Regions from separate parts of the Mus musculus genome. Here all the other regions are linked to region 1. A link is a loop called in an ENCODE intact Hi-C map of the cell type or tissue named here. Cell type or tissue: left cerebral cortex. All regions are shown on one strand.

The links. Hi-C counts contacts between places; a loop is a spot of excess contacts. Peaks named below come from ENCODE experiments on the same cell type or tissue, not always from the same donor. Only the 100,000 strongest peaks of a DNase experiment are listed, where the experiment ranks them.
Region 2: it touches region 1 in a loop (4-fold over the local background); 2 of 42 quality-filtered maps call a loop at or near these places.
Region 3: it touches region 1 in a loop (4-fold over the local background); 4 of 42 quality-filtered maps call a loop at or near these places.
Region 4: it touches region 1 in a loop (2.5-fold over the local background); 4 of 42 quality-filtered maps call a loop at or near these places.

What each region holds. Positions count from the first base shown.
Region 1 is chr16:75,085,189-75,093,188 of GRCm38, forward strand. It overlaps a transcript of Robo2 not described here. Among named protein-coding and RNA genes, the nearest start is that of Gm30116, 300 kb to the right of the region's middle. In left cerebral cortex, no CTCF peak of the experiment used is centred here; DNase peaks (open chromatin) are centred at 4,654, 5,461, 5,705, 5,907 and 3 more places; H3K4me3 peaks cover 3,515 bases; H3K27ac peaks cover 3,185 bases.
Region 2 is chr16:75,280,913-75,288,912 of GRCm38, forward strand. It overlaps a transcript of Robo2 not described here. Among named protein-coding and RNA genes, the nearest start is that of Gm30116, 110 kb to the right of the region's middle. In left cerebral cortex, no CTCF peak of the experiment used is centred here; DNase peaks (open chromatin) are centred at 4,801, 5,102 and 6,510.
Region 3 is chr16:74,854,723-74,862,722 of GRCm38, forward strand. It overlaps a transcript of Robo2 not described here. Among named protein-coding and RNA genes, the nearest start is that of Gm52242, 240 kb to the left of the region's middle. In left cerebral cortex, a CTCF peak has its summit at 3,255 (motif pointing right); a DNase peak (open chromatin) is centred at 3,252.
Region 4 is chr16:74,866,079-74,874,078 of GRCm38, forward strand. It overlaps a transcript of Robo2 not described here and the pseudogene Gm52278. Among named protein-coding and RNA genes, the nearest start is that of Gm52242, 250 kb to the left of the region's middle. In left cerebral cortex, no CTCF peak of the experiment used is centred here; DNase peaks (open chromatin) are centred at 3,979, 4,326 and 7,917; H3K27ac peaks cover 4 bases.

The sequences.
Region 1 (8,000 bases):
CTGCTGCCACTCATAATATTGTAACTCTTAGACCAACCAATTAACATAAGTGTCTTCAAACAGATTCATGAAATTATACTGATATATATGAATATATACACATAGGCATTGAAAATTATAACTGTAAATCTCAAATAACATCCAATAATTTAATTAAGATTCAAAGAATTATTTTTTAGGACAGATACAGCTGAGCCTTTATTATATGTTCTTAACACTATAAAATCCCTTCTACATATATTTTATAACTAGTAATTGAGTAAACTAATTTGCACATGTAAATAGTTCAGTGCCACAGTATAAATATGGATTAATTATATACTAGATGTTTATATAAGCATTCATTACCGATCTAAAAACTATATGTATGTGTACTGACATGCAGGGCCAATGTCTTATAGAATTATTTAAAAAATCTTTTAAAAAATTGTGTAAATTATTTTGAAGTATCAATGCACTTGAGATAATTTGTATAACAGACTCATCCCAAGGGAAGGAAACTGTTTTCAATGGGAAGTTTTCGGGAAACATGGTGTTAGAGATTAAATTTGCCATACAGGTACAAGACCTTTTCTAAAAATGCTACATATATGGTTATATTCTCTGGTCACTTAGATTTTTATCTTGGGAGCCCTTGATAAGTACTTTTTGAATGAGTGGATTCCTAGGACTAGGTATTCTATTGGGCCATCCACGTACATGGGGTGCAGCTCATGGTTGAAGGTATTTCCTTAGGCGCATTTCTTAACTTTGGAAGTACAAGTTACCTTCAAGATGACTTACAGACCATATATAGAAAGAAATGGTCATTTAAGTATCTCCATCTAGCCAAACATCGTTTAACTCATAACTTTGATGAGTCTTATCCTTAAATACACATCCCCACATGCATCTCTATACAGTTCATAACCAACGAAAACATGGGCAAAACACTCTATTAAATCAATACAGTCTGCACTGTCTGGCCAGGAAAAGTCCTCTTGCTTGTGTGGATTCTGGAAGACACTTCATGTATGACTTTTATGACCAGCAAATTATTAGCTGGTAACTATTACATTAGGGATTTAACACTGTGTCCCTGTCTCCAGAACACAGTATAGGTCTTTATTTCAGGCTGGTGTCTTCTTTCATGACAGACCTTTTGACATTGATAAAAAAGAAAAGGAACTGCACTGAGGTTGTATAGGATATATCTTTCCCTTTTTTGGTGTGAACTCTTCATTAATTGGGACATTTCATGAGTTTATATTTTTACCCTCATTAGAAAATAAACGGGGGTGGGTGGGGGAGCGTGTGGGGGACTTTTGGGATAGCATTGGAAATGTAAATGAAATAAATACCTAGTTTAAAAAAAGAAAAGAAACTCATTATATTTTTGAAAATAATTGCTATGAGAAAAACCAGGAAATTATTTTCTCCATGTAAGAACACTGGATTATTAATCAGGTAGTTTGTATAGTGCTTGAACTCAAGCTAGACTCATCCAGCTAAACATCATAGCTTAATGATCACATTTTACTGCTGGACTACATAATAATGAAATGAAAACTATACCACTTTCTTCAACCCCAAAACCCTCCATTAAAAAATGAACTCTGAAATGTATAGTAGGCTTAATTTTGTTGAGCCTATTATATGTAAATGCAAGTAGGCCTGGTAATTCAAAAATAACTGAAAGTACATTACAGTAATCCATGCATCCATGGGCAGTCACATAATCCCATCCTTTAAAAGTATTACTCGTTCTAATTTCATATTGAACTGATACCTAAAAACTATGACTTCCACAGAAAGAAAATAGTTGGCAACAACCTCCCCTACTTTAATTTAGTAATATAAACTATTTCTCAGACCATTTTTCCTTCAATAGGAATTATAAAAGTAATCCAGTAAAGAGACGCTGAGACCTATCAAATCACAAACTGTAACTGTTTCTATCTTTTAAAACCAGTATACATTAAATATGAAATGGAAAAGCATCATCTAAGATAATGCGGAGCAACATGCATCATCAAGAAGATGAGCAATTTGAAGGACCAATTCAACGGTGGCACTGAAATTTTATTCTAAATTGAGGTATTTGATGTTCTATGAAAGAGACACTGATGAAAAATGTGATTTGAGTATTTCTACTTTCCTTCTTGAAATTGTCCAACTCTACCCTTGTTTGGATTTTAGTATATTAATTACTCAGCTGAAGATATATTAATAGAAACAGTTAATCTAAAGGAATATATTCACAAAAATGAAATATGAGTTCCTGGGGTCTAAATATCTCACAGTGTAATAGCTTCTCATTATCACGGCTAGAGCAAGCTAGTGCACCAGCCACTTTCCAAACCAATGTGTTCTTCAAAGAAACACCATTTCCCTTGGCAAAACTGAACACCACCTGCCAGGTTCCAGATAAGGACTTTGGATATTTGGTATTTGGTCTCCTTAAGCAGTGCTCCTGGATGAAAGTGGTCTTAAGGACTCAGCAAACATTGACTGAAAAACAACTTCCAAATTTCAGGACAACTCAAGCACTAAAGATGCTCTGGTATTTGGAAATATGCAGGTCTTTCTAGTATTTTATGCCCCCCCCCCTTTTCTCACAAATACCTCTCTTTTCAAGGAACTTGGCTTCTTAATTATAGTAAAAAATTTTAAGCAACTAAGAGATTGCTTTCTTACGTAATCACATTTGATTCATATCTGCTTCAGTTGACTTCAGGATGAACTTCACAGGTCTGGTCTGGAGCCCAGTACTAGTGAAGCTGCAGAGGCCCAATAAGAAAGTCTTCAGGTAATTCAATATTTGTCAAATGCAAATCACCACTGTCATGTTGAAACTATTTGAAAACTATTATATGTGTGTGGGTGTGTGGGTATGTGGGTGTAAACCATTCATACACATAAAATAAAAACAAATAAATCTAAAAATAGTTTTCAACATGTCACTCCTGACTTACATTATATATTATATATTATACTATGTATAATGTGTATATCTATATAATATATATACATAATCACTGTGTGCATATCTGGTGTATGTACATGTATGTACACACCTGGTGCCTGCAGAGGTCAGAAGAGGTTGTTAGATTCTTTAAAACTGGAGTTGCATACCATTGTGAGCTATCATGTGGATTTTGAGAATCAAACCCAAGTTCTCTGCAAGAACAACAAGTGTTCTTCATCACTGAATCATTGCTTGAGCCCCAAAATGTTTAAATTTTATTAGGAAATATATACTTTGAGCAATCCATGTTCTTAATAATAATCAAGCCATAACTTAAGTTCAAAACATTTAACTTCTACTGGAGAATATATATTTCCTCAATCTTATAATTTGCATGATATACTATGCTCTATGAGTTACTTCATAAAATAAATGTTTTTATTAGTTTCTATATTGGGATAAGACTTTTGTAGTGACATAAAATGTGCTTGCTGATATGAAATAGTTTTAAAGTAGTTTACAAAAAAATTATTATAAATTTTAAGGTCCAAAACACTTCAATAAATTGCAATGAATTCTGTTTTAATTGACAGTATATTAGATGGGACCATGCCGATAACGGTGCTTTCTGAATATCCTGTGTCCATGCTTCAATGCACTAGGAACTAAAATAACTCAATGGCATTGTGTGTGCTCATAACACATTCTAGTCATTTACAAAGGGACAAGATAACTGCCTGGGAAGTCTCCTTTGTTTAGCAAAGATAGACATGGACAGCCGGTTGCTGTAATATATAAAAGGAAGCAAGGTGGTGTGTGTGTGTGTGGTGTGGTATGCTGTGGGGCAGGGCTGAAAGAGAATCTTCCGAATCATCAACTTTTGATAACTCATATTCTGTCTCCCAGTGTTTGCGCCTGGATCTTCACTGGGAGGTTGTAGGAAACCAACAGATGTTTCCAGGAGGTTTACAAGGATCAAGGCAAGTGTTTTCATGATAAGCATAGCCAGGGGTACACCCCCCCCCGAGATCCATCAGTAACTCTTCTGATTCCTCATTTTTCACTCAGCACCCAATGCTGGAAGTTTGACTCTCACGTTTAATATCAAGGTTCTGAATTTCTACATTTAAAATGACTGTGTTTTATATCAAACAGTCTTCACTTTAGTGACAGACACAAATTAAACTTAGCTTTATGTTTAGTTGTCAGTAAATACAGAGTTTTCTATTTGTGCATATTTGATGCACGTTGTTGTATGTATTGGAAGTGTGTAGTTGAAGGTTCTCTGCAGAGCTATGTCTATCTTCTAGTGTTTCTTCTCAGTGAGGGTAATTGAATGTAAAATAATTGGGTTCTTTAATTTTAATGAGCATGATGTCAGCTATGTTGTTAGGATTTCCAATGAGTATATAGTGAATACAAACTCTGATGATCAGTTCTGTTATGCTCTGAACTAATCAGATGGGACACTCTCCATTCCCTTAAGGAATCCATATAATGTGATTAAATAGAAAAACATATGCCTCAGGGAAACCCTACTGGCCTACTAACCTACATTTGAAAGTCACACTCATTGATAAGCTGAAAACTGAAAAAAAAAATCAGCAATTTCCCATCACGGTGTTGTGTAAGTCAGTTCTCAGATATCCGATCTGTTATGAATGGTGTGTTCTGTCTGCACTATCCTCCACAGGCCACAACTACACACTGGTCTCTGATGGTACCAGTCCTCTCTGCACCAATAACCTCTTCCTTCAGAACCATCGTTCCTATTAATACAACAAAAATGGAAATTGTCAGCGTGGGCAGGTTGCCATATGGAGTTTGACAGCTGCTCAGTCAGATTAAGATAAACACACGGGTGATGGGAGGGTAAAGAAAGGGGGTGGGCGGGCAATCACTCCTGAGGAAATCTCTTATTTGACTATTGGTATTTTGTTCAGGACTTTTAGGAATAGTATACTAGCTTTAAAGATTTTGTTTATAAAGGTATACTAAGATGGGGTGACAGGAAGCAAACCAAAGAACCAAAGAACCTCAATTACAACAAAGATGTTTAAAAAGATTTATTCAATTCCTGTCTGTACCATATATATAATACCTTTGCCAGATATGTTAAAAGTTAAAGACCCCGACTTCCTTGAAAGTGAAACAATATTTAAAAATAAAAACTCTTCAAAATATGCTTTTAAAGACTTCATAATATGCCAAGGGAAAAAAATGTAAGGATTTTACAACCCACTGAAAGATAACACACCACCATCAATAGCCAAGCTCATGAATAAATAAATATTTACAACATGTACATATGCATATCAAGGCAAGCTTGCATTTGCTGAAGCCCGGAATCTCTGCAACCAATTTATGCATTACATATACACTGATAAACAGAAGCATTGAAAAGGGAAATTATTTCAAAGCACAGTCCACACATTGAAAGTTTTCTAGCAACTTGCGAGAGTTCCTTGAACAAGGAATAGAATACGTTGCTATGATTGCCTATTCCTGAACTTGACTGAGTCACATCATCACCATACAGCCGCGCTAGCATATTTCTAGCTGAGCTAGTTACAGAACATCAGAAAAAGAAAAAAAGAAAAAAAAGAAAGAAAGAAAAAAGTAGTGACATGTTAAAGATGGAACATTCCAGACCTGATTTACAAATGAAATCTCGGGCATCTGTATCTGAAGCTGTGTGGAATGGATAAACGCCTGGGAATATGCACAAGCATTTTGACTAGGTTAACACTCTTCTAACTACTTGCAGCTCTTTAGCATGCTCGCCGGGTTTCCAGAGGTCTGCATCCAGTGCTGAAGTTTAACACAGGAAATTAAACTTTGACATGCTATAACTACTGACTGTCATTGAAAACTGTACATAAGAAATATAAGTTAACTCCCCTGACATCTCCTGGAGTCAATACTACCATACATCTTTTGATCCCAAGCCACCTAAAGCTGCCATGCGGGCTAACATAAATAACAAGCTGGCAGCGAGCAAGTGAAAAATCCATTGATAACACCGAGCAATACAGTAATGTGGTGATATAATTTACAAGGCCCAAGATGATTTGGCCCAGCATTCCTTGGGTGGATGTGCCCCAGCAGTCTAAGTGCCTGCTGGAACTTCTCCCTGGAAGGTATGCAGGCAGATTTGTAATGTCTGGGAAACAACAAAAGGATAAAGACAAAGATCAAACTGAAGGGGGCTTGGGTATTTAGAAAATCCTGCTATGATATGGTGATAAATTATCAAATTATCAGGTCAGTGTCCCCTGTTCTCTTGAACCTGCAATCATCACATGACATCAAAGCAAGGTGTGTATGTGTGTGTGGAGGGTGGAGGACACAGGTTTAGGAAACATTTCTAGAGGTAAGATATGCACAGCAATAGTCTCAGGAATCTTCCATCACGATTTTCCCTACAATGAACACACTCTCCCGGGATATTTCTGCAGCATCATTTTTAGTTTGCTGCATCCACGGAACACATACCTTGCTAACTTGCGTTTATATAAACAAATGTCATTGGGTGAAGCAGAACCGACTGAACTTTGAAAATCGGCAGGCTGGAAGTCTCAGAAAGCCACAGCTCAAATTTTTCAACAGCCAAAGAAAATGCATTACCAAGCTCCAAAGTACTGCAAGCCTTTTTTTTTCCCCCTCATTCAGCAGATACCTCTATTACTAAAGTTAACACGATTTATCTTTATTAACACATCAACGGGGATAGAGTCAGCCCCAGATTTAGCACTGTTTCTCCAAACAACAATCTGATCATTATACGAAATCAGCCGAGAATCAAGAATATTCAAAATCTATTTCATTTTCTTTTCTTTAAATACAGCTTCCTAAGGAGAGCAAACATCTCCTTGCACTTAAACAGCATGCATCTGGCTCCAGAGTCTCCCTGCTGGAAACAACCACTATAATATAATGCACAGCAAGCCCAGCATCCCCCAAATTGCAAACACGTATTTATATCAGTGAGAGAGACAAACTCTTCCTCTCAGCCACCTACCACACAGCTCCCTTTTCCTGAAATAAAAACCTGATTTCAAACAGACAGCTCCCTTCCCCTTAGCTGTTCTTAAGTTGCCTTTGGCTCCCCTTGCTCCATTCAGATCTTTTACAGGAAACTTTTATCACTTACCCCCCTTCCAAGGTTTGCCCTTCCAGGGGGTCCTGGTCAGCTTGCCTAGAGTTGGTCCTGAGAAGAATAACATCAAAACGAAGAGAAGTTCGAGTCTAGTAATTTTGTCCACTTTCTCGGATGATAACATTTCCACAAGTGAATTTTATAAAAATTTCTCACATCCTCTTCCCTCCGGGTTCTGAAGGTAGCATTGATCATTGAGAAGTCGGAGGTAGGTGGTGTTTTGCCATCTTTAGCAGCTGAAGGAGCAGCTCCCTGATGTAGCCCTGAGCCAAGCTACATTTCTCACGGCTCCAGCTCCTTCCCCTCAGCCCGCAGTCAGCACTGTTTCCACTTTAAGAGCTGTAAAATCATTCCTGTTCTCCACTTTGCTTTCAGTGGGAATATTCCTCAGCGTCCTGCGTGCACTTGATTGAAAATGATAAAAACAGGAATGTGTGTCCAGCAGAAAAAAAGAGAAGAGATGTCAGGACCGTGTGAAAAAAAAAAAAAGATGAGAAGCAGTTGTACTGACAGCTTTCAGGCTGCCTGTGTGATCCTAATAGCCGTGCAGCCAACCAAATTGCTCTTTTAAGAGCAATAAGGCTTCAGCAAAAGCTGGTATCACAGCTACTTGGGTGGGTAGTGCTCGGCTTGAAAATCACCCAGGCACCGCCAGCAGATAACGACTGCTTCAGTCCAGACTCAGAATAGGAAAAGCTGAACAAAAATATAGTATGCACAGAGGGTAGTTAATCTGTTGTGAGGACAGAGGGGTTTTCCAGCGATGTGCTAGCGACAGGCTCAGCACCTGGAATGCAGTTTCCCTTCCCACTCCTTCACCTTGTGAGTTTACAAAAGCGTGGTAACTGCACTAATTATGCGTAAATGGATCTGAAATATTTATTAGGTATAACA
Region 2 (8,000 bases), 200 kb after region 1:
CCTATCAGATCACCATGGACTAAGGCTGATCTTCAATAACAACATAAATAATAGAAAGCCAACATTCACGTGGAAACTGAACAACAGTCTTCTCAATGATACCTTGGTCAAGGAAGGAATAAAGAAAGAAATTAAAAACTTTTTAGAGTTTAATGAAAATGAAGCCACAACATGCCCAAAGTTATGGGACACAATGAAAGCATTTCTAAGAGGAAAACTCATAGCTCTGAGTGCCTCCAAAAAGAAACTAGAGAGAGCACACTCTAGCAGCTTGACAACACACCTAAAAGCTCTACAACAAAAGGAACCAAATTCACCCAAGAGGAGTAGATGGCAGGAAATAATCAAACTCAGGGGCAAAATCAACCATGTGGAAACAAGAAGAACTATTCAAAGATCAACCAAAAAAAGGAGCTGGTTCTTTGAGAAAATCAACAAGATAGCTAAACCCTTAGTCAGACTCACTATAGGGCACAAGGACAGCATCCTAATTAACAAAATCAGAAATGAAAAGGGAGACATAACAACAGTTCCTGAAGAAATCCAAAACAATATCAGATCCTTCTACAAAGGCTATACTCAACAAAACTGGAGAACCTGGACGAAATGGACAAGTTTCAAGACAGATACCAGGTAAAAAAGTTCAATCAGGATCAGGTTAATGATCTAAACAGTCCTATATCCCCTAAAGAAATAGAAGCAGTCATTAATTGTCTCCCAACCAAAAAAAGACCCAGGAACAGATTGGTTTAGTGCAGAGTTCTATCAGACCTTCAAAGAAGATCTAATTCCAGTTCTTCACAAACTATTACACAAAATAGAAGCAGAAGGTACTCTACCCAATTCATTTTATGAAGCCACAATTACTCTGATACCTAAACCACAGAAAGATCCAAAAAAGATAGAGAACTTCAGACCAATTTCCCTAATGAATATCGATGCAAAAATATTCAATAAAATTCTCACTAACCGAATACAAGAACACATTAAAACAATCATCCATCATGACCAAGTAGGTTTTATTCCAGGGATGCAGGGATGGTTTAACATACAAAAATCCATCAATGTAATCCATTATATAAACAAACTCAAAGACAAAAACCACATGATCATCTCCTTAGATGCAGAGAAAGCATTTGACAAAATCCAACACCCATTCATGATAAAAGTCTTGAAAAGATCAGGAATTCAAGGCCCATACCTAAAGATGATAAAAGCAATCTATAGCAAACCGGTAGTCAACATCAAAGTAAATGGTGAGAAGCTGGAAGCAATCCCACTAAAATCAGGGACTAAACAAGGCTGCCCACTTTCTCCGTACCTATTCAACATTGTACTTGAAGTCCTAGCCAGAGCAATTTGACAACAAAAGGAGATCAAGGGGATACAAATTGGAAAGGAAGAAGTCAAAATATCACTATTTGTAGATGACATGATAGTATATATAAGTGAGCATAAAAATTCCACCAGAGAACTCCTAAACCTGATAAACAGCTTCTGTGAAGTAGCAGGATATAAAATTAACTCAAACAAGTCAATGGCCTTTCTCTACACAAAGAATAAACAGGCTGATAAAGAAATTAGGGAAACAACACCCTTCTCAATAGTCACAAATAATATAAAATACCTTGGCCTGCCTCTAACTAAGAAAGTGAAAGATCTGTATGACAAGAACTTCAAGTCTCTGAAGAAATAAACTAAAGAAGATCTCAGAAGATGGAAAGATCTCCCATGCTCATGGATTGGCAGGATTGGCAGGATCAATATAGTAAAAATGGCCATCTTGCCAAAAGCAGTCTACAGATTCAATGCAATCCCCATCAAATTTTCAACTCAATTCTTCAATGAATTAGAAAGAGCAATTTGCAAATTCATCTGGAGTAACAAAAAAACTAGGATAGCAAAAACTCTTCTCAAGGATAAAAGAACCTCTGGTGGAATCACCATGCCTGACCTAAAGCTGTACTACAGGGCAATTGTGATAAAAACTGCATGGTGCTGGTATAGCGACAGACAAGTAGACCAATGGAATAGAATTGAAGACCCAGAAATGAACCCACACAGCTATGGTCATTTGATCTTTGACAAGGGAGCTAAAACGATCCAGTGGAAAAAAGACAGCATTTTCAAGAAATGGTGCTGGCACAACTGGTGGTTATCATGTAGAAGAATTAGAATTGATCCATTCCTATCTCCTTGTACTAAGGTCAAATCTAAATGGATCAAGGAATTCCACAAAAAACCAGAAACAGTGAAACTTATAGAGGAGAAAGTGGGGAAAAGCCTCGAAGATATGGGCACAGGGGAAAAATTCCTAAATAGAACAGCAATGGGTTGTGCTGTAAGGTTGAGAATTGACAAATGGGACCTCATAAAATTTCAAAGCTTCTGTGAGGCAAAAGACACCGTCAATAAGACAAAAAGGCCACCAACAGTTTGGGAAAGGATCTTTACCTTTCCTAAATCAGATAGGGGACTAATATACAATATATATATATTGTATATTAGTATACATATATACATATATACATTTATATATATATATAATATATATATATATATTATATATATAAAGAACACAAGAAGGTGGACTCCAGAAAATCAAATAACCCTATTAAGAAATGGGGCTCAGAGCCAAACAAAGAATTCTCACCTGAGGAATACCGAATGGCTGAGGAACACCTGAAAAAATGTTAAGCATCCTTAATCATCAGGGAAATGCAAATCAAAACAACCCTGAGATTCCATCTGACACCAGTCAGAAAGGCTAAGATCAAAAATTCAGGTGACAGCAGATGCTGGCATGGATGTGGAGAAAGAGGAACACTCCTCCATTGTTGGTGGGATTGCAAGATTGTACAACCACTCTGGAAATCAGTCTGGCAGTTCCTCAGAAATTTGGACATAGTAGTACCGGAGGATCCCGCAATACCTCTCCTGAGCATATATCCAGAAGATATTCAACTAGTAAAAAAGACACATGCTCCACTATGTTCATAGCAGCCTTATTTATAATAGCCAGAAGCTGGAAAGAACCCAGATGCCCCTCAACAGAGGAATGGATACAGAAAATGTGGTACATTTACACAATGGAATACTACTCAGCTATTAAAAAGAATGAATTTATGAAATTGCTAGGCAAATGGTTGGACCTGGAGGGCCTCATCCTGAGTGAGGTAACCCAATCACAAAGGAACTCACACAATATGTACTCACTGATAAGTGGATATTAGCCCAGAAACTTAGAATACCCAAGATATAAGATACAATTTGCTAAACACATGAAACTCAAGAAGAATGAAGACCAAAGTATGGACACTTTGCCCCTTCTTAGAATTGGGAACAAAAAACCCATGGAAGGAGTTACAGAGACAAAGTTTGGAGCTTATACAAAATGATGTACCATCTAGAGACTGCCATATCCAGGGATCCATCCCATAATCAGTCTCCAAACACTGACACCATTGCATACACTAGCAAGATTTTGCTGAAAGGATCCTGATATAGCTGTCTCTTGTGAGACTATGCCGGGGCCAGCAAACACAGAAGTGGATGCTCACAGTCAGCTATTGGATGGATCACAGGGCCCCCAATGGAGGAGCTAGAGAAAGTACCCAAGGAGCTAGGTGGATCTGTAACTCTATATGTGGAACAACAATATGAACTAACCAGTACCCCCTGGAGCTCGTGTCTCTAGCTGCATATGTATCAGAAGATAGCCTAGTCGGCCATCAGTGGAAAGAGAGGCCCATTGGTCGTGCAAACTTTATATGCCTCAGTACAGGGGAACGCCAGGGCCAAGAAGTGGGAGTGGGTGGGTAGCAGAGTAGGGGGGAGTGTATGGGGGACTTTTGGGATAGCATTGGAAATGTAAATGAGGAAAATACCTAATTAAAAAAAAAAGAAAAAAATGTATAGAGAGTGTAGCCTAGGACCTACTACAAATTTGAAACATTCACTAAATAGACCAGGAGAACTGGCAAAGCTAAACAAAATCAGGTAGAAGCTTTGCTTGTACCATTGGAATGAATTATTATAATAAGAGCACACACATATTTTTAAATTTTATAAATTTTTGTTGTTATTGTACTTTTGGGTTCTCACAAAAACATTGTGAGATAATTTTAAGATATGTGATTGGCAGCCTATGTGATTCTTGCTGTATATTCTGTCCGTGTATCATCCCCTTCCTGTGAGTGACTTGTTTCTAATGCATGGACTTGTTTCTAATGCATGGACAATGATATGATTAAGTGATCAAATGTCAAAAAAATAGCAATTTCCATGTGATAATCTCCAGTTATTTCATTAGTTTATGGTTCCATTTTACCTTTCTCTCTTGTTATATAAATACGTGTTTCTGTAGTAATAAACAGGATTTTAAATTTTGTAGAACATAATTCTTCAAAAAGTCATTTTTAGCATTTGAATCCTTCAATTTCCCATTGATTCATAAATGAAGCTTCAATGCACATAAAGGACATGCAGTGTGTATAATAACAACCTCATCTCAGTGTTGTCTCTGCAAAGACCTTTAATGAACGTAGTCTAGGAGTCAGGTCGAAGGTTGTTTTCAGTAAATCTCACATAATAATCTTAACAATTTTCCTTGATTTGTATTCCAGAGCCCAATATAGATTTTTATACAAATTAAACTTTCTTTAATGGTTGATTTTTGTTTGTTTGTTTTGGAAACAGGGTTTCTCTGTATAGCTGTATAGCCCTGGCTGTCCTGGAACTCACTCTGTAGACCTGGCTGGCCTCAAACTCAGAAATCCGCCTGCCCCTGCCTCCCAAGTGCTGGAATCAAAGGCGTGCGCCACCACTGCCCAACCAAATTAAACTAACAACCACTGTCATAAAGAAGATTATGTACCCTATATTTAGAATGTAGTTTCTTGGGATCTTTGTTAATCTTTATTATAACATTTTTCTCATCCCCCATCAGTTGAGAACTAAAAGAATAATTACATAAATGTTTAACAATAAAGACTGTTCTACATCAAAGTAAATAAAATTATCTTTTCTTATCTTTTCCTCTCTCCATTATTTTTAAGTCTATGACTATGGCAACCCAGCAAACATATGGCACTAAGGCTATTTGTAGATCTTTTTCTACTAAGAATTAACATGAGTTAACTGCATCAACACATTCATTCCATCTGCACATTCGTTTATTCAACAAGACTGCCTAAGTCAATCAATCTTCCGAAAAATTATATTACAGAACTATCATTTAGAAAAGTCATCTCCTTATGTTTTAGAGTCTTCAATGACATATAACAATTTTGCCAACTAAACATATCGTGCAACTATAAAAATACAATTTTATGTGAACACTGTCATTTCATACTTTTAGAAAAAATATATGTAAAAGTGAACTGTAAGTTTTAATCATGAATATTTATTATATTAATTATCTGAAAATGATCATGTTTGTTATGGACCAAAAATAATCTTATTTAAAATTTTCAAAGAAAAGCAGACTTTGAAACAGCAAAATATTTCCCTAGAGCAAAGATATTTTCTGAAAGAAAAATTCTACCCAAGAATGTAACACTTAACCTTCACATTAATAGTGTCACTGTATTTCAACAGCATACTATCTATAGGCAAAATAATGCCGAGGTAGAACATCATTCACTAGAGAAGAAAACAAATGAATAAGCCTAAAACTCAGAGATAATCAGAAATATTAAAATACTGAAATTTCAACCAGACATGATGAGGAGAGTAAACAAATTGATATCTGCATTTCAATATGAGAATCATATATATTCTGAAATTCTCAATGCTGCCCTCCCCTTGTAACATATTCCACCAAACTTCTGAAAGAACCAAAATTAATCACGTCATAGATTGAGGTAAAGGATATTTCAGAATGCTTTTTCCCCCCTGCTTCCAACCAGTCTTTAGAAGGGAGAACATCAAGATTCTAAGATGCCGAATATAAGAGGAAATTAAACCTGTCCCTGGTGCTATGATAAAAAAGGACAGAGAGCAAGGGAAAGAACAACAATAAACAACAAGGCTGGATCGCCTGGGAGGTGCTTATGAGATCCCAGCTCCTCAGGACAGTTTGAGTGTGGTGTGGATATTTATTCCCCAGGGTGGAGTTCTGTAGGAAATAAGATCACTGTGTCTGCTAGTTCTGTGGAATATGCAGTTTTCAGACGGATAAGATAAATTGATATTCAATCAGGTCCCTTCTTTTGATGGTGGATCATGTATTAATTGATCCAAGTGAAAAGGGAATGAGAAAGAGGGGGGAGGTGAGAGAGATAGGGACAAGGGAGAAGAAAAGAAAGGAGAAGAGAGGGAAGGGGAGGGTGAAGAACAGAGTGAAACTGTCCTTGTACAGCTAGGTGGTTTACATTCTAGTTGGAACTCTCATGGGAATATATACATGTCCTGTGTCTACAAGAGACCAAAGGAAATAATCACAAAGCGGAGATAAATGAAGAAGTGTCTTTTCAGGACAGATGTCTTTTGAGTCATAGTGAGAAAGGATGACTCAAATGATTTATACATTGAAAAAAATGCTGTATGTTTCCAAGTGAGGCCCCTCTTGTACATAAATATTCTGGTCCACACCATGACACTATAACAGACAGAAATAGATGGAAATTCTAAGACTGGGTAGAATACCAGTAAGAATTTTCATGAATAGGAGTTGACAGTGCCTTCACTAATTCTACAGTATGTGAAACAATAGAAATTCTTTCTATGTGTTTTCAAAGGCTAGAAATCAAACATCAGGGGACTGACAAGGTCATGGCTATGATGAGAGTCTGGGCAGAATCCACCCTTGGCTTTCCTAGCTCCCGAAGCAGCCACTATGTTTGATAGCCCCTACCCTGCATCTATATCCCTCCAAATGCCTTTTGTCGTAGGGTTGAGTCATATTGTGTTCTTCTCACTCTAATGATCATCTGCCGTCTGACATTTCTCTTTATAAGTAACAATTTGTATGGATTTATTTATTGTTGTTGTTGTTGTTACCTTGCTTTTCAAGAATTAAATATCTGTAGGTGGGTGTTTATAATGAAAAATTTTGAAAGGCTAACAGTTCAAGAATACCATTTGGACTCTAGTGAGGGCTTCCTAAGTGAAAACCTACACCTTGGTTTATGAAAATCCACTCTCTTATCCAAGTGATAATCATGTCTGACCCTGTCCTTTTTCCAAGGTCAAAATGGATCAAGCACATTTAGTCAATACTCGTCAAACAAGTGGCCCTTGTTAGGATGCTCATAAGGTAGTGGATGGACTGATAGCGTGGACACAGATGGCACACTGATTGAACTCAGTGGGTAATGATAAAAGGCAAGAAGATCAGAGGAAACTATGGTGAGGAAGTCTGCGAAGAGTTGGAAGAAGAATGGGAAATCTTATAACTAAAACATATTATATAGGTGTTTAAAATTATCAAAAAAATCATTAGGAAAGTTGCTCTCAATAGTCTTTAATCAGCCCATAAGACCATCAGTAATCTCCTCTGAGGAGTTCACACTAAGACCCACATCTTTAAGTGTGCACTACTCCCCAGGCAATTTTGTAGGAAAAGAACCTTTGATGAGCATACAGCCCACCTATGGAGGAGACCGAGTGGATGTTCTAGTGTGCTGTTATTCTTGAAACTAAAGGTATCTTTACGATCCTGTGTCCAAATAAGGTAATCTTAATATTTGAGTCTATTGAGTTTAATACTAAATTTACATTGGTAAGATAAAAGTATTATTTAAGTAAAAACTTATTACAAACAATTAGCCGGCATCAGAATATAAATTTTAGGGTTTTGAGAGGTTTCCTTTTGTTTTAAGATGAAGGGCACTTAAACCTGGGAGTGAATGGATTCCGACTCCAGCTCTGAATTGCTAGTGAACATCGCCTAGCTGGGGAAATAGCACGACTTTTATGTCTGTCAAGTGAGAAGCAAGATGTCCTCGAACTCTTGAGCCTTAAACTAAATTTGGGCAAAGACCTCAGGGAAATTTTAG
Region 3 (8,000 bases), 230 kb before region 1:
ATTCATGAGAATAGTGGATAAATTGGTTAATACCGAGGTTTGGGATTAACTCTTGCCGTGAAAACTGGTTTTATACAAGGTAGAGTTTCAAAGCCAATCTGGTACCTAATGAGTCCCAGGCATGTCAGAGCTCTCTCCACTACTTCTTGCTTATTGTCCTTGACGTCCTGAGTAACCCTAAGTGGCAGAGACAGCAAAAGACCATCTCTAGCTGTGGCCCTTCATTGTTGGTCATTCTAAGTTCAAAACTGTTGAACAAATGCTGAAATAACTGTTTTACCAGTTTGTGGCATATTATATTATAAAGCATATTATATTATATTATATTATATTATATATTATAAAGCATATTATAAAGCATATTATATTATAAAGCAGATCGACATAAAAGTTTTCAGTAATTAGCAGATATTGATACATGCTTGAAAACAATATTTAGGAATATTTTTCCCGACTTAGATACCAGATTAACTGTGCATGTATGATTTAAATACATAGACTATGTCAACCGTGTTTTGACTAGATTACAGAGGGCACATAAATTTTATTTTAATTTTCTTCAGTTAGTACAAAACTAATAAAAGCCCTTAGTTTGTGTATTCAAACCCAAATTCAGATTCCTTTAGGGGGTAGGAACGGAAGAAGTAGAGGAAGAAGAGGAGGAAGAGCAGGAAAGGGAGGAGAAAACAACTTACCTTTAACTAACCATGAACAGAGAAAAATTATCATAAAAATACTTTTAAAAGCAAGAGACATACTCTGAAGCTATGGTATCTAAAGTTACATATTATTTTGGAGTGTGTATGAATTTGGAGAACCTATGTGCTTCATATCATTATTTGCAAGATGGGGATAAAGATAATACTTTCCACTTTCATTTATAAGTTTATTTTATAAAAAAATAACAATATGTTAATATACAATAGTAAGTACTGTACTTACATTTGTAAGTGATGAACTATATACATTATTTCTTTCCATTTCTTATGAAAAAAATCATATGCAAACATCACTGTCATATATCCAGTATCAGGTTTAATTCCTATCATTCTCATGAGATGCTCTGATACAAACCAACTCAAGTGAGAAGGGATTTATTTTAGATAGCAATTCTAGGTTAAATCAAGGTAGCATGAACTTGTAGCACGTGAACATGTTATATCCACAGGGAAGAGCATAGAAACGTAAGTGCATATATGTCTGCTTGTCATGCTTACCTGGACTTTCTCATTTAAAGGAAAATTTGCCTAGAGAATGGTGCTGCCCACAGTAGGCAGATCAACTCCATATCCACTTACCACATTAAGACGATCTACCATAGACACAGGGCTAACTCAGTGTTGTCTGCTCCTCATTGAGACTCTTTCTAGGTCCTCTTGTTGTGTCAAGTTGATAATTAAGATAACGACCCTAACCAGGTAATTAGAGTTAACCGTCACAATCATGCAGTGATAATACTTCTTAGTGTATTTTTATGACTGTATTGTCCAATATATGTAACTTTAGAGTGGAGCCATTTAAGTCTTTAGACTGCATAAAAGAAGTTCACTATTGTTTTCTAAAACATCAGCTTTTCAAAGATTTTCCAGTTATTAAACTAAAAAGTAAGCTAAACCTTCTGCCTATGTGGATTCCACTAATTGGGGTTCAAAAATAGTTTTGGAAAGAACAAGAACTAAATAGGCATCCCATGATTCTTCATCGTTTTAAACAATAAGCACCGATTTTTATCATACTAGACATTATAAGTACTTTTGAGATGACAGCATATTAGCAATGGACATAAGTTTTATATGTTCACTATGTAGGTTTATATAAGCCTTAAATGTAGTAATTTTGATACCAGTGTGTACATGTATTGTTAGAAGTAGAACCGTAGCTTCTTTTCAAACTAATAATATTTCTTAATATAGATTTTGGAATAACTAGAAAAAAACATTTGGCTACTATCTATTCTTAACCCCTAAGCATTTACCTATTAAATTCTGCGGTTTGACTTAACAAATTAATGGTGATCTCATTTGGCTAGGTAAACTTTAGTGGTTTATTTCATTAAATTAATTACTATGCTGTTTATCAATATCTTGCCACCAAAATACCAAATTCTCATGATGATCTGATTGTAAAGTCATATATTTTGGCTTTCTATGTTTTACTACTTTCAATTTAAATACACAAGAAAACTTCTAACCACTATTTTAAACAACCAATACATAAAAATGATACATTGGCTTCAATAAAAAGAAACATGTTTTCCTAATTTTTCTTAAGATTTCTTTTCTGTTTTTATCTCTCTCTCTCTCTCTCTCTCTCTCTCATGTGTGTGTGTGTGCATGTGTGTGTTCGTGTGTGTGTGTGTGTGCATGTGTGTGTTCTCGTGTGTGTGTGTGTGTGTGTGTGTGTGTGTGTGTGTGAGTGAGTGAGTGGATCTATGTCTGGTATCCTTTTTTAGATTTGTGTGTGGGTTCTCTTATAGGGCAGAAGATATCTGATATTCAGAGGTGGAAATATAGATAGTTATCCATCTCCTGATCCTGAACGCTGAGAACCAGACTGGGTCTCTGGCAAAAGAGCAAGTGCGTCAGGCTCTGAATTATTTCTGTTAAGGAGTCTTTTTCATAATAGCCAGCTTTGACCTACAGCATTCAAATCTGCCTTTCAGAGAGTTACACATCTTGAATTTGAAGTAGTATTAGTATTTCTAGGTCTTCTTTTCGTAACACTGGATAATATTTAACATTTGTTTTTCTCACACAGGAGGTGTGAATCTTTAAGCACTCTAAAGATGAAAAGAATTTATGCAACTTCACAAAACTTAAGCAAACATAAAGCACATGATATCCAAAGCCTTTAATTTCCATTTTGTAAAGTTTCAGAGTGTTTTTTTTCCCTCATATTTTGCATGGTGCATTTTTTTTGTCATATCAGCACTAGTAAGAAAACTTGTCAGATAATTGTTGGTAAAATCTGAAAAGATGTGAAGGCTTTAACCAAACTTTTAATTTATTCACATATTTGACGACAAAGCTGTACTTAAATCATGGTACATATCTATGTAAATAGTTTTAAATACGTGCAGTTGATAATTCAAATTTGTGTGCTGAAAATTCTCCTGTAAATATGTACATTATATATACATATGTATTTGGACAGATTAAATATATGAATTTTTATCCTATGATGAGAGGATTCTAAACCAGATTCCCTCTAATCATTCTGAGGTATATGCTCCCATTTGAACAGTAGAGGGAGCCCTACCAAAGCCTAGGAACATGGAAAGCTGGTTTACAGAAAATTTTCCAAGTAAAAATTATTCAAAAATGCTACACACAAATCAAGATTTTGAAAATCATCGTCTTTGTTAAAGTCTTGATCTGCTTTAATACATTTTGTTTACTTTTAATATATTTGATGATGTTAAAAGATGTAGACAGACAAAAGTCATCTTTTGTTGCTATATATCCCATTTCATTTATGCATACATTTGTTCAAATATCTACATGATATGATACTTCATAAGACTTATTTTCCATATATGTGTTATTTGTGTGTGTGGTTTTTTGTGAAAGCCTAGATTATTAAATCACCAAAACTTTTTTTCTCAAATATGTTGTTTATGTGCCCTGTAGTCATACTCAAAATTGTACTAGGGAAGAAAAAGAGGAGGAGGAGGAGGAGGAGGAGGAGGAGGAGGAGGAGGAGGAGGAGGAGGAGGAGCAAGGTGAAGAAGAAAAGCAGAAGGAGGAGTAACAGGAGGAGCAGGAGGAGGAAGAAGAAGAAGTAGTGGTAGAAGAAGAAGGTGGTAGCTATGAAGTATGGAACTCACGGAGCTTCAGGAAGCTGACTCTGACTAAGGTTTTGTGGAATCATAATTAATATATATGAATGACTATTGCTACATTAAGGAGTTTTCTAGAGCAGGAAGTTGTAAGGACAGGTGAAAGTTACTTAAAAATAAATATGGGATCTAAAAAATGCTTCCACTTTGGACCTCCACATTTACTTACCTATACATCTCAGGTCTAATGCAAGGATCATAACAGTAACAAATAATAAAAACAAACAAACAAAAAAACCAAAACCCTTGATTATTTTCCTTAGTCATAAGTGTTTAAAGAATGTTAACATTTAACAGACAAATATATTGAGACTATTAAAGGTGTACAACCTACGTTTATCTCCTTCCAAAACCATAAAGTACTGAAAACTGAGACATTCTACCACCATAAAATTCAGCCTGGTGTCAAAACTTATCCAACTAACACAGAAACTGTTGCTGACCTACATGATGCTAAGCTACATAGTCTTTATGCTGCTTGTTTGGGGTAATAAGGCATTTTGGCTAAAACCAAATATGTTTAACTCCAAAGTGCTCACCCAGGACTCCTGGAGAGCTTATCTAATTTCTAAAGTGTACTGCCCATCATCATCATCTTCTTCTTCTTCTGTACAAATTGTTCCCTATGTATGACAATATTTATAATTAATTTATAATGTTGGGAATCCTATGTCAACCCTACAGGTACGAATGATTGCTACTGTGTAGCTATTCCCTCAATATTGAACAAAACCATAGCTATCCTGCACCAGAGCAACAGTAATGACCCTTATGAGACAAACAGGACAATTAACAGTCCTTTGTGGAAGGATCACGGAGGATCACGTGGCTCACTCGGCTTTAATTGACTTTTCCTGAGGTGCTGATGAGGCCCTTGATCTTCTGGAGTTACACAAGAGGTAAACCCGCTGACAACAGTGGAAGCCTTCACTAGCACAGTTGCTCATGGGGAATGTGAGTCTTCAGTGATGTCACATCTTGTGAGTTGTTTATGATGAAGATGGGGCTAAGCTGCTTCGGCTAACTTACTTATTACTATAAATAACCTAAATAAACTCACTGGATCACTAAGCTGGTCAGGGATAAAATCTATTACTTGTTCTGCCAGTCCCTGTCCTATCTGTGACATGTAGATATTTATTTACATCTCCCCAATAAAAAGTTAGGTAAGAACAATACATCCGCAACTGATCCATTAACACAAGGAATATATGTTTGGCAATTGACTGAACATGTGATACCTATACACATCATAAGGAAGCACGGAGAATTCATGATAATCACAGACACTATCATAACTCTGTATATGGTGATGGCAGCTTACTTATTTGCAGGTCCTGCCCACAAATTTTGACATGGTCTGTCCGCATGTCATACACTTTAAAATAAAAGGTCTGAATATCATAGTTCACTCCAAAATCCAGTAGGTAAGAGATGACAAAACAAATAAATTCTTTGTACTATTAACTGATTAAGAACAATTTATAATAAGGATACGTTTTAGAAAGCATTCATAGCTCTTTTCTGATAATAACATTAGTGGTGACATAGAAGGAATGCTACAAGAGCCTTACTAGTTCCTGTTCTAGAAATAGATATATAAGAAAATAGAAAAAGGTTCAGTGGGTGAAGGGCTAGAATTCAGATCTCTTCTTACTCACAAGCAAATGGTAGGGTAAATCCATCAGCCCAGAGTTCCTGTGCATGAGGAAAGGTAGACCCATCAGAATCCTTAGAGACCATGAGCTAGGCAAGATAGCTTATGCCATTTCAAACTAGGTAAAGATAAAAACTCACACTGGCAGATGAACTCTGACCTCCACAGAAATGATGTGGCACATGCAGACAGAGAGAGAAAAGGGGCAGAGAGAGAGAGAGAGAGAGAGAGAGAGAGAGAGAGAGAGAGAGAGAGAGAGAGAGAGAGAGCTGTCCCAGAGTTTAGGAGCACTTGACACACTTGTAGAGGACCCTGAATGGCAGCCTACAACCACCTATAACTATAGTTCTGGAAAATAAGGTGTTTTTTGTTCTGCACAAGGTGAAAATGTATATACATGTGTGCAACTTATTCATATAAAATAAAAGTTGATAAATGTTAAGAAGAAAATGTGAGAAATAGATGCCAACAAAAGTAATCAATTTAGATTTTAGAAATCACAACTCTCCTAGTTTAGCATTGTCAACACACTCCTCTGAATACATTTAATGAATTCTAATTTAGACAATGTTGATAACATATAACCGTCTTCCGTCTTCCAGTATATGCAAGCATGATGTCCATTGTTGGACACATAAGGGAATCTTTCCACTCTTAGAACCTATTGATGTCCACACCAAATGCAATCTTGAATTCACAGTTTCAATCCCTAGATGAAGAAAATAATTTAAGCTATCTCATGATAGCTCAAGCACACTTCCAGAAGTAAACAAGATGCATTGCCCAAATTGGAGAGATAAAGCAGGGAAAGGCATGAGAAGACATTGAAAAGAATGCCTGACCAAGGGAAATCTCAAATGAGTTCAAATGTCACAAAGAGGAGGCTGTAATTATTAGAAAACAACATGCTGGATGCATATTTCCCCTAAAAGCACAGCCATGGGGTTTTCTGGAAATAGAAGCAGCGTGGTTGTTTTCACAGCTCCTCTCTCCTCTTCTCAGAGATATTGCACGTTGCCCCTTCTTCATCTCACCTGCGTCTTGTCTCATGATGGTGTTTATTTATTTGCTGGTAGCAGCTTTATTTTAGTTTCCCTGCTGAGTTGGTGTTAAAACAAATTACTCTAATATACTTTCCTAAGGGAAGTCAATTTAGTCTTTTCCCATCTAAAGGATAAAGATAGAAATGGTTTAATAAATTTATTTTCAGGTACTTGAATTTTAGTACCTTCCTGACTTGGTTCCTGCTGAGGAACCCCTGTAGCCACAGTGAAGTACTTGAAAGATGCTTCAAGGGATGGGCTAGCCCATCATCTGATGGATCAGCCCTTTCCACCGCTCTCCATCTTTCCTTCCTTCCTTCCTTCCTTCCTTCCTTCCTTCCTTCCTTCCTTCCTTCCTTCCTTCCTTCCTCCCTCCCTCCCTCCCTCCCTCCCTCCCTCCCTCCCTCTCTCTTCTTTCTTTCTTTCTTTCTTTCTTTCTTTCTTTCTTTCTTTCTTTCTTTCTTTCTTTCTTTCTCCTTTCCTTCCGTCCTTCCTTCCTTTCTTCCATTCCTTCTTTCCTTCTTTTCTTTTTTTGTTTCTTATTCCATTTCCTTGTTTTCTTCACTTCCACTCATGAAGCAATATCTGAACAACAGTTACAAAAAGTGTCTGCACACTAATGATAACAGTAACATGTAAGCAATGCCTGGTTCTAAATTCTTTATTGAATTTCTACTTATTGCCAGAGAAAACCAGTTTATCATGATAAAGTGTTTTGAGCAATGGGATGTGTGGAATCAGAGATTACAGGCACTAATTCAAGTCTAAGATATGCGGGGCCTAAGGAGATTCCCCAGCATTGGCAGCAGATATTGGTACCCAGTGGCACTGCAGAGTACTTACAATCAGGACTCGCTACTGTGCTTCATTCTGCTTTTCTCTCTGCTTCTATTACAGTTAAAGTGTTGCTAATTATAGAAACTCTCTGTTTATTGAACCTCGGTGTTAAGAAAAACTTGTAATCTTCAGATATGATCCGAAAGATTCCCAAACAAATGTAACAAGGTCCACTTTTGTAGCCCTTTCTACCAGAACACTGGTTATCAACCTGTGGGTTGTGAACCACTGGGGGAGAACAAATAACACTTTGACAGGGGTCATTTATCAGATACCCTACATTTCAGACGTTTACTTTACAAGTCTTTTTCTTTTATTATTAGATAATATCTTCACTCACATTTCAAATGCTATCCCCAAAGCCCCCTTTACCCTCCACTCACCTTTACTTTACAATTCTTAAGAGTAGACTATTATCATTATGAAGCATCCACACAAAGAACTTCATGATTGGGTTCAGCACAACACAGGAACTGTACTAAAGGGTGCCAACATAAGGAAGGTTGAGAGAGAGAGGTACTCTGGAAGTACCATTGGTATCATATCTTCTACTGTATGAACTCTGTGATAAATGTATGGTATCAATGCTTTTACCACTGAATTGACACCAGGTTTGGGCTGCAAT
Region 4 (8,000 bases), 220 kb before region 1:
TCACTTATATTGTGTCCTGTGGAAAACTTGATAACCTTGTCTCTTAGGGACAGCAGCTGTCTTGACATGTTTGAATTGATTTATGGTCAACAATTCAAATCCCAAGGGAACTGATACAGGGTCTACAGGAATCTCTCTTTCAACATTCATAACAGCAGGTCAACAATTGACAATTAAGAAGCAAAGAAATTTGCAATCCTATTATGTTCCCATGTTGAAATTAGCTCATCATTATACAATCCAGCATTCAGTCTAATTTTAGAAAAAGAGAAGGATAATAATAGAATCCCAATTTGCTGCTTAGAACAAATTAAGGGAAATTTTCTGAGGGGTTCTCCCAAACAGCAAACATATTTAGAGTTGCTTAACATGACAAAGGTTTTGCTGTTTATACTCTAAAAATAGTCAGCACTGCTTCATGTAACCTAACAATGTGTTAAGCAGCACTGTTAACCAAAATTTCTGAGAAAAATCTCACTAATAACTGAATATTATGCAGAGTATATGATGACAGAACCAAGATAGGAACTGAGTTTCTTCATACAAAAATAAGATAATTCATTAACTATTTAATACATTGTGTCTTCCCTAAGCATCCCATAATATTATGCAAAGTTTCATAGCCTTTGAACAGATGAAAAGTATTTTAAGTATCTGCATTTATATTAATTTTCTCCTTACTCTTCATATACTTATTTGATGCTAAAAGATAAGCAAACAAATCATCAGGAATGAGGAAGAATAAAGAAATCAGAAGATGGCCTAATCCGCCATCATTGGGAAGAGAGGCCCATACAAAGGTCTTACAAACTTTATATGCCTCAGTATTGGGGAACACCAGAGCCAAAAAGTGGGAATGGGTGGGTAGGGGAGTGGCGGGGGGAGTGTCTGGGGGACTTTTGGGATAGCATTTGAAATGTAAATGAAGAAAATACCTAATTAAAAAAATAAATTAAAAAAAAAGAAAAAGGAAAAGATAAGGAAAAGACAGAAGGACGCTGATCAGAGCTAATCAGTGCCCCCACTAGCAACACATATAGTCATTGAATTTCACTGTATCAATAGAGATGTGGGTTTCATTAAGAGATAGTAGGTGAACATTTTTTCCAAACAAAACAAATTTTGATAGATATATCATTTTTAGTGTACAGTATAATCAAATTATAACAATGTTCTTTCAGCTACTGGATATCAGATGATATAAGCAATGGAAACTGCAGTTTCTAAAACAAACTGTCCACCCAATTGGAATCATTTAATTTAGGGGCTGTGAGTTTTAAGTACCTACTATTACTGTATAAGAAAATGAAGACAGTGGAAAAGATGACAGGTGCGCTTAGTGGAGGAGTCTTAATAAAGTGCTAGTCGCTACTCTACCCTTGTTGGTAAGATGCAGGAGAGACAATGAGGAAGAGCATGCAGAGCAAGGGTAGAGCATGAGTAGAGAGACACAGAGTGATGGAGAAAGAATTAACTTACATGTGAATCAGGGTAACATTTTGGAAACATCCAATCCTAAACAACTCATTACTGAGTGTAGCAAGTGTGCTCATTTATATACTGTAATAGTATTCTTGGTGGATATTGATTATTCAGTTCCTATACTTAGTCATGTATTACAGGAAGTGTTTAACACCTTTCTATAAATTTTGTAGGAATCTAATGAAGAGAAAACTAAGATCACTTTAGCAATGAAAAAAATAACTCTCAAAAAAAGTTACAAATGTTTTCCAAGCAAAAGGAAAAAGCAGAGTCTAATATTAGAAATGCTATCTACACCTTTGCTCTGATATGACAACAGTTCCTGGATAGGAAAATTCTAGTTTCTAAAGCTAAAGCATGGTTGACCAAATGTCTAGAGACTCATACTGATTTAAGTAAATAATGATCAGAGATGCTCGCCTGCTATTGCTATATGAGAGGAACATGCCAACAGAGCTCTATTTCAAATTTCCTGAAAGGGCTATATTTTCCCAAGCTGTAAATTGGTTAGATTGAGTAGAGGGAAATGAAAATTGAATAAAATATACTGTCAAATGACTGAATAGAAAGGTATGAAAATACAAGTTGTTATAGCATGGCCTATTAATTTTTTTTATTTTTAAGTAAGATGAAATCTACTAAAGAGTAATAAAAATAATATTTTTAAAAAATATAAGAAGTTTCAAATTTAAATCATTAACTTGATGTGTTACTTTCTCTGCCACAACAGCTTAGCACACAAGTGTTTTCATATTCATATTCTACCATTAGGTGCTGCACAATACAATATAATAAGATATTATATCTCACAATGTTAGTATTTCTGTTTCTGTATTGATAGGCACTTAACGGTAATCAATTATTTATGATAACAATAGACATGAAGAGCAGTCTCCCTTCAGGTTGATTCTGCTAAGTCAAAATGGAAAGGACTTTGCTAATGTGCTTCTTAAAAGTTAATTGAGATTGAGGTAATCACAGATGAAAGGAAAATATTATTTGTAATATTAGCATGCCCTGTTTGAATGGCAGTAATCAATTGGAAAGTAGCTGTGAAGTGGAAACTTCTAGTTTCATTGAAAAGCCAGCTATGTTAAATGATGTTTTGCTGGGGCATACAGGTAAAAGGATGTGTTGCTGGAGCAGACACGGGAATGTGTGTTGTCCTGAAGCAGACACGGGTGATGAAAGGATATTATGCTAAAGCAAATACGTGAAAGAAATCATGATGGTGGAATATAAGTATGACCCCATAGACAGTGGAAGACAGATATTGAGCATTGGTTTGGTTTGCTCCACCTTGCTATTCTTAGACTCACTATTCTACACCTCACATGTATGTTGTGATCTCCACTAGTGGTGATGCCAGAAAGAAACTCACCCAAGAACTGCCCCTGAGTTTCCTGAGGCAGCTTGCCACTTTTGCAACCTCGCTTCAGGACAGTTGCCAAGTCTTGCATTTTTCTTCAGGGTTAAACTATAGCTGCTGGTCCCTGCCTGGGATCTATTTGTCTAGAGGACAGATTCTTATCCTCATTGGTAGAATATTCTTAGAAAATAATTTTGAGACAGATGAATAGACCTTGACTTATCTTTTCAGCAGTTATGCATGGATTTTTATAGCATTCATAATTAGACAATGCTTTAAGAGTGTTTCAGTTTGCCTTAGAGTCATCTTGGAGGTGTTCAATATGTAGTGTAAAAATATGATTTTATCAGACCCAATATTATTGGAAATAATGCAATATGTCCTCTATTGCACTGAGAAAATTACAGATTGTTGGAGAAGAATAAAATTATTAGTTCGATACTACAAATTTAACTTCTGTTATTTTATATAAAGTACAATATATTCAGAAGAGAAAAAGTAGTTTGTGCATATGCAAAAATAAGTTTTAAATAAGAGAGTTCATTGTCCTAAGGAATTAGTACACTATTACCACATTCAATATTTCAAAATTGGTATTTCCATATTTTAAGAAGCATTATGACATATCTTCTCAAAATACAGGCAAAATATAACTTCTAACCTCAACGATTCCAAAACCCTTGAAATAGTACCTCAGGATTTTCAGGCTTCTTAGAAGAAATTATTATTTTCATATTCTGAAATTATGATGGAAATCTTTCAAAAGTGTCAGAAGAAAAGATATATATGAAGGAAACTATTTCAAATCTTTCATTCCCAGTTCACATGCTCCTGTGAACTTGGCCAAATACATACAACTAATTTATTTAGCAAAAGGTGCAAACTATCATAACAAAGAACAAAGAGATGAAATGCTGTCTTTGTTTGGTTGATGTTTTCATTTATTTATTTATTTATTCCTGTTATACCTCAATCACTTCCCAGTCCCACTCTCCCACCACCTTCCCCCACCCCCTTTTCTTTTGCAAAGGGCGGTCTCCATATTCTGTTCCCATTCCCCCAACCACCTACCCCCTCAGTAACAACTTGCCTTGGCACATCAAGTCTCACTTGGGTTTATATTCTATACCGATCTTAAATTTCAGAGAAGGAAATAATCCTTCAGTTCCTGGCATCTTAATAGGAACTTTTATCACCTTCAGCAGAACCTAGTAAAAAATAGTCATTTACTCCTCAATCAGTAACATAACAAGTATTTGTAAGGTTAGTGGCTTATTGATCCCTTTCATAGCAAGCTAGTAGATAAATTAAAAGAGACTCCAGCAAAGATTATGGCTGAAAACCAAGAATAGGGATAAAAGGTAGAGCTAAGCCAGAAAAATCTTTAAAAATAAATCTCACGTAGGAGTAACAACTGATCTCATCAAAATAGCAAGTTAGAGAATACCAAGAAGGAGTAGGAGCAAGTCTGTGCACAGTTTTCAGTTGACCATGGGGTTGTGCTCTCAAGAAACATTGCACCATGGGAATATTGTAACTCAAAGAAGCATTTGAAACATTTACCTTGCAGAACAGAATAGCAAAGCCACACAATGGTTTTAGGGTACCTGTTTATACTCTATTCTTATGACTCTGTGTCTGATATCTGTGGCTTGCTTCCACTCCGTCTATACAGTGTACCGATCATAATTTTTGCAGAAGAATATAATATAATATAAAGAATAATATAAAGAATAATATAAATAATAACTATAATATAATATAAAGAATAACTTCTACACTTGATCTTAGCCAAAAGGCCAAGAAGTGATGAAGTATAACTTCCAATGCATGCATATTATTTACATAGCATCACAAAATCAGATAATCCTGTCTAAAATTTTAAAGCCAGGTAGTCTTAGTTCTCACCTGAAGTTCATTCACAGTTCAGAAGCAAAGTTGGAGATATGTTGTTCTTACAGTGAGAAGAAGAAAAAGACACAAGAGGGGTGGGGTGGAGATATGGCTCAACTGTTAGTAGCACTTGTTCTTTTAGCGGACATGTTTTGCTTCCCAGGACCTAAGTGATGGCTGATAACCATTTGCAACCCCAGTTTCAGGGTGCTCAATGCTTTCTTTTTACACACTGAAGCACCAAACCCAAGATGCAAAAAAAAAAATCATACATGTATGCAGGCAAAACATAAAATAAAATAAATATAAGCTTTATAAAAATGTAGCAATAACAAATTTAAAATGAAAAATGCTCAGATAAACATGTGGTAGAAAGAAATTAGGCTAACTAAGGTATAGCTTAAGAAAGATGATGGTATACTGTAAAGCCAAATATTATTACCTGATCTCCAGAAAGCATGGAGCAGTTTCAGACATAAAACTAAAGTCTGCGAAGATAAACTTGTAGTTTTGGGGGGGTTTCCTCTGTAGTTATAAAATGAAGAACAGAAAGGCAAAACTGTGGATGTAGTTGACAAAAGCTGCTCCTCACCCAGGAGATGCTGCTGTAAATACGCTCCCCCTTCATGTCTTAGGACAAGCGATAGAAGGGAATTTCCAGCAATGTAGTCCTTTCTCTTTTCAGATTTACGTGTTGATCACACACTGACTTAAAACATCTTCCTGCCTAAGACAGGAATTACACATAACAGAATGTCTTCCTTAGAATCAAAACCTTGGACAGGTGCTAGTAATGAAAGGTGACCAGAATTCAAAATAAGAGCTGTTGATATTGCCTCAAGTCCACAAGCCATAGAGCCCTTCTTTCAATATCAAATAAACTAATTTGTCAGAAATATAACCAAGGCTTGCCATCATTTTTTTCCTCTCTCGGTATTCCTTAGTCGCGTCTGTATTTTTTTGGGAAGGATTGGAGCTTCTTTGTCTTTTTCAGTTCCACCTTAGCCCATCTCACCTTCTCTTCCATGGTGATACCTGAACCTTAGGCACAATAGTGGTTTGTAGATGTATGCATTGAGCCTGGAATTCACAACTCTACATTTTTTCAATGACTGTTTTTCTCTAATGGTCTCTGTCTGTTCCAAAAAGACAGTTCCTTAATGGGAAGCAAGAACTATACTGGCCTAGATATCCAAGGCAAAATATTTCAAATGCAATTAGGAATTATGCTGGTTTAGTAACATGAAGTTTGTAAATTCTTCAAGATCCATGACTCACTAGCCCTGAGTAGTTGCATCTAATTCCAGTTATGAGTTCTCTTAAGAGTAGATCTTGAGTCCAGTTAGATAGCTGTTGGTTATCACTTTGTATGAGTGCCACTAAGGAGCCATTAGTTTTAAAGGTTCGCACCGAAGTATGAGAGTCACTGCTGAGCTCTTAGGGTTATTGTGCCATGTTGGCGTTTTTCTGTTTCATAGCTGTCATTACTGTGTAGGGCTTTGCTCTACCTTCTTTGAAAGCTTGCTTGACACATTTTGGTACCATGAAAGCTAACCCTTAGGGAAGACGCATTCAGTTCATGTTCATGTCAGGAGACTCTGGACCCTGCATCCTAAGTCTATGGTGTTTTCAGTAATAGGGTTTACCCTCCATCTCATGGAGGTAACGAAGTACAATAACAGTAGACTTTAAGTTTTGGGAGCCTTAGACAGACTTGACCAACATCTGAGAGGAGAGATTTACTTGCCTAGTGTGGTCATTTTGTTCTTTTTTTTTTTCTTTTTTCTTTTTCTTAGATGGTCTTTGGCTTTCAGGGAGAGGATCACTCTGAAAGAAAAATCTTCATTTAAAATATATACGTATATTTATACATGGGATTCCATGTATTGTAGTTCTTTTCTTTCAGTTAGAGATTTACTAGTGAGATTTCCTATGAGTGTTCCAGCCACCCTTATAGTTTACCTTACCCTCCTCTTATTAAGATGTTTATCTCCCTTTCAATTTTTAACAGGGCTTTACACTTCTTTTCATTTCCCTGTTCAGATCTCTTGTTCTCCCAATCTGCAAATTCCCCCTATTACTTTCTTCACTTCTGGAGTTAGTTCAGGATATATACTCACATATAAAGACATGGATGTAGGAGCCTCCAAGAAAATAAAATATATGAAATGTATCTTTTAGCATCTTAGTTACTTTGCTCAATATTTTCTTTTGTTGGGTGTGTGTTTATTTGAGTATGGGTATGAGCACAGGAGTGCAGGATACTTTGTTGGCCAGAAGATAACATCTGACTGCTGAGAACTGAAGCCAAAGGAGGTTGAAAACCATCTGACATGGGTGCTAGCAATGTACAGTGGGTTCTGTGCAAGAGGTATCTGCTTTTAACTACTGAGCCATCTCTCTAGCTCCTATATTTAAAAAAAAATTTCTAAGTCTCACTTGTAAAGTGCAGTAGAGGCAATTTTCCAGTTAATATCACATGCATGTCACACATTTTTACTCTTGTTTTTCACTGTTTTCCATGCATGGCAAAAGGCATAACTTCCATTACATACATATATGGGCAGACGTCTACATGATATTCTTCGCAGTCGTACCTTGGATATTTCATAAAGCTTGGGCATATTACTGTTGAAAAGTGTTTTGGAAACTTCACAAGCTTTTTAAAATTTAAATAAAGTAATTTTATATTATATTGAGTCTTAATTAAAACTGGATTATTTTCATAAAATATATTGATTGCAATCTCGCCTCTCCTCCCAGATTTTCCCCTCATCCTCACCCACCCAGAGCCATATACAAAGCCACATCCTTTCTTTCTCATTAGAAAAAAAAATCCAGGCATTTTTTGATCCATTTGCTTGACATTCATTGTATAGCCATCAGAATAAACAAGATATTTTCCCTATTTCTTCATTATGATCACTTACTTTCTGAGAGAATCTAACAGTACTGACCTTGATCTTTTTGTTCATTTTCAGTAAAGATGTTTCTCTCTAAAACAAACACTTCACACTTTTAAATATAGTTCACTTTTGCTAGTGACAATATTAGATTTGAAACACCTGCTTGCTGTGTGCAACCAGCAACTGCAAATTCACAGTTCATCATGCCTTAAACACCCATGCCTTGGGAAGGTGCCAGACACATGCCTTTTTTCAGACTCTGATTCTCCATTACAGAACTGTAAGCCATGAAGTCACTGACTATTCAGAACAGACCCTTAGGAATGTACTTTTCTAATATGAAGACATGA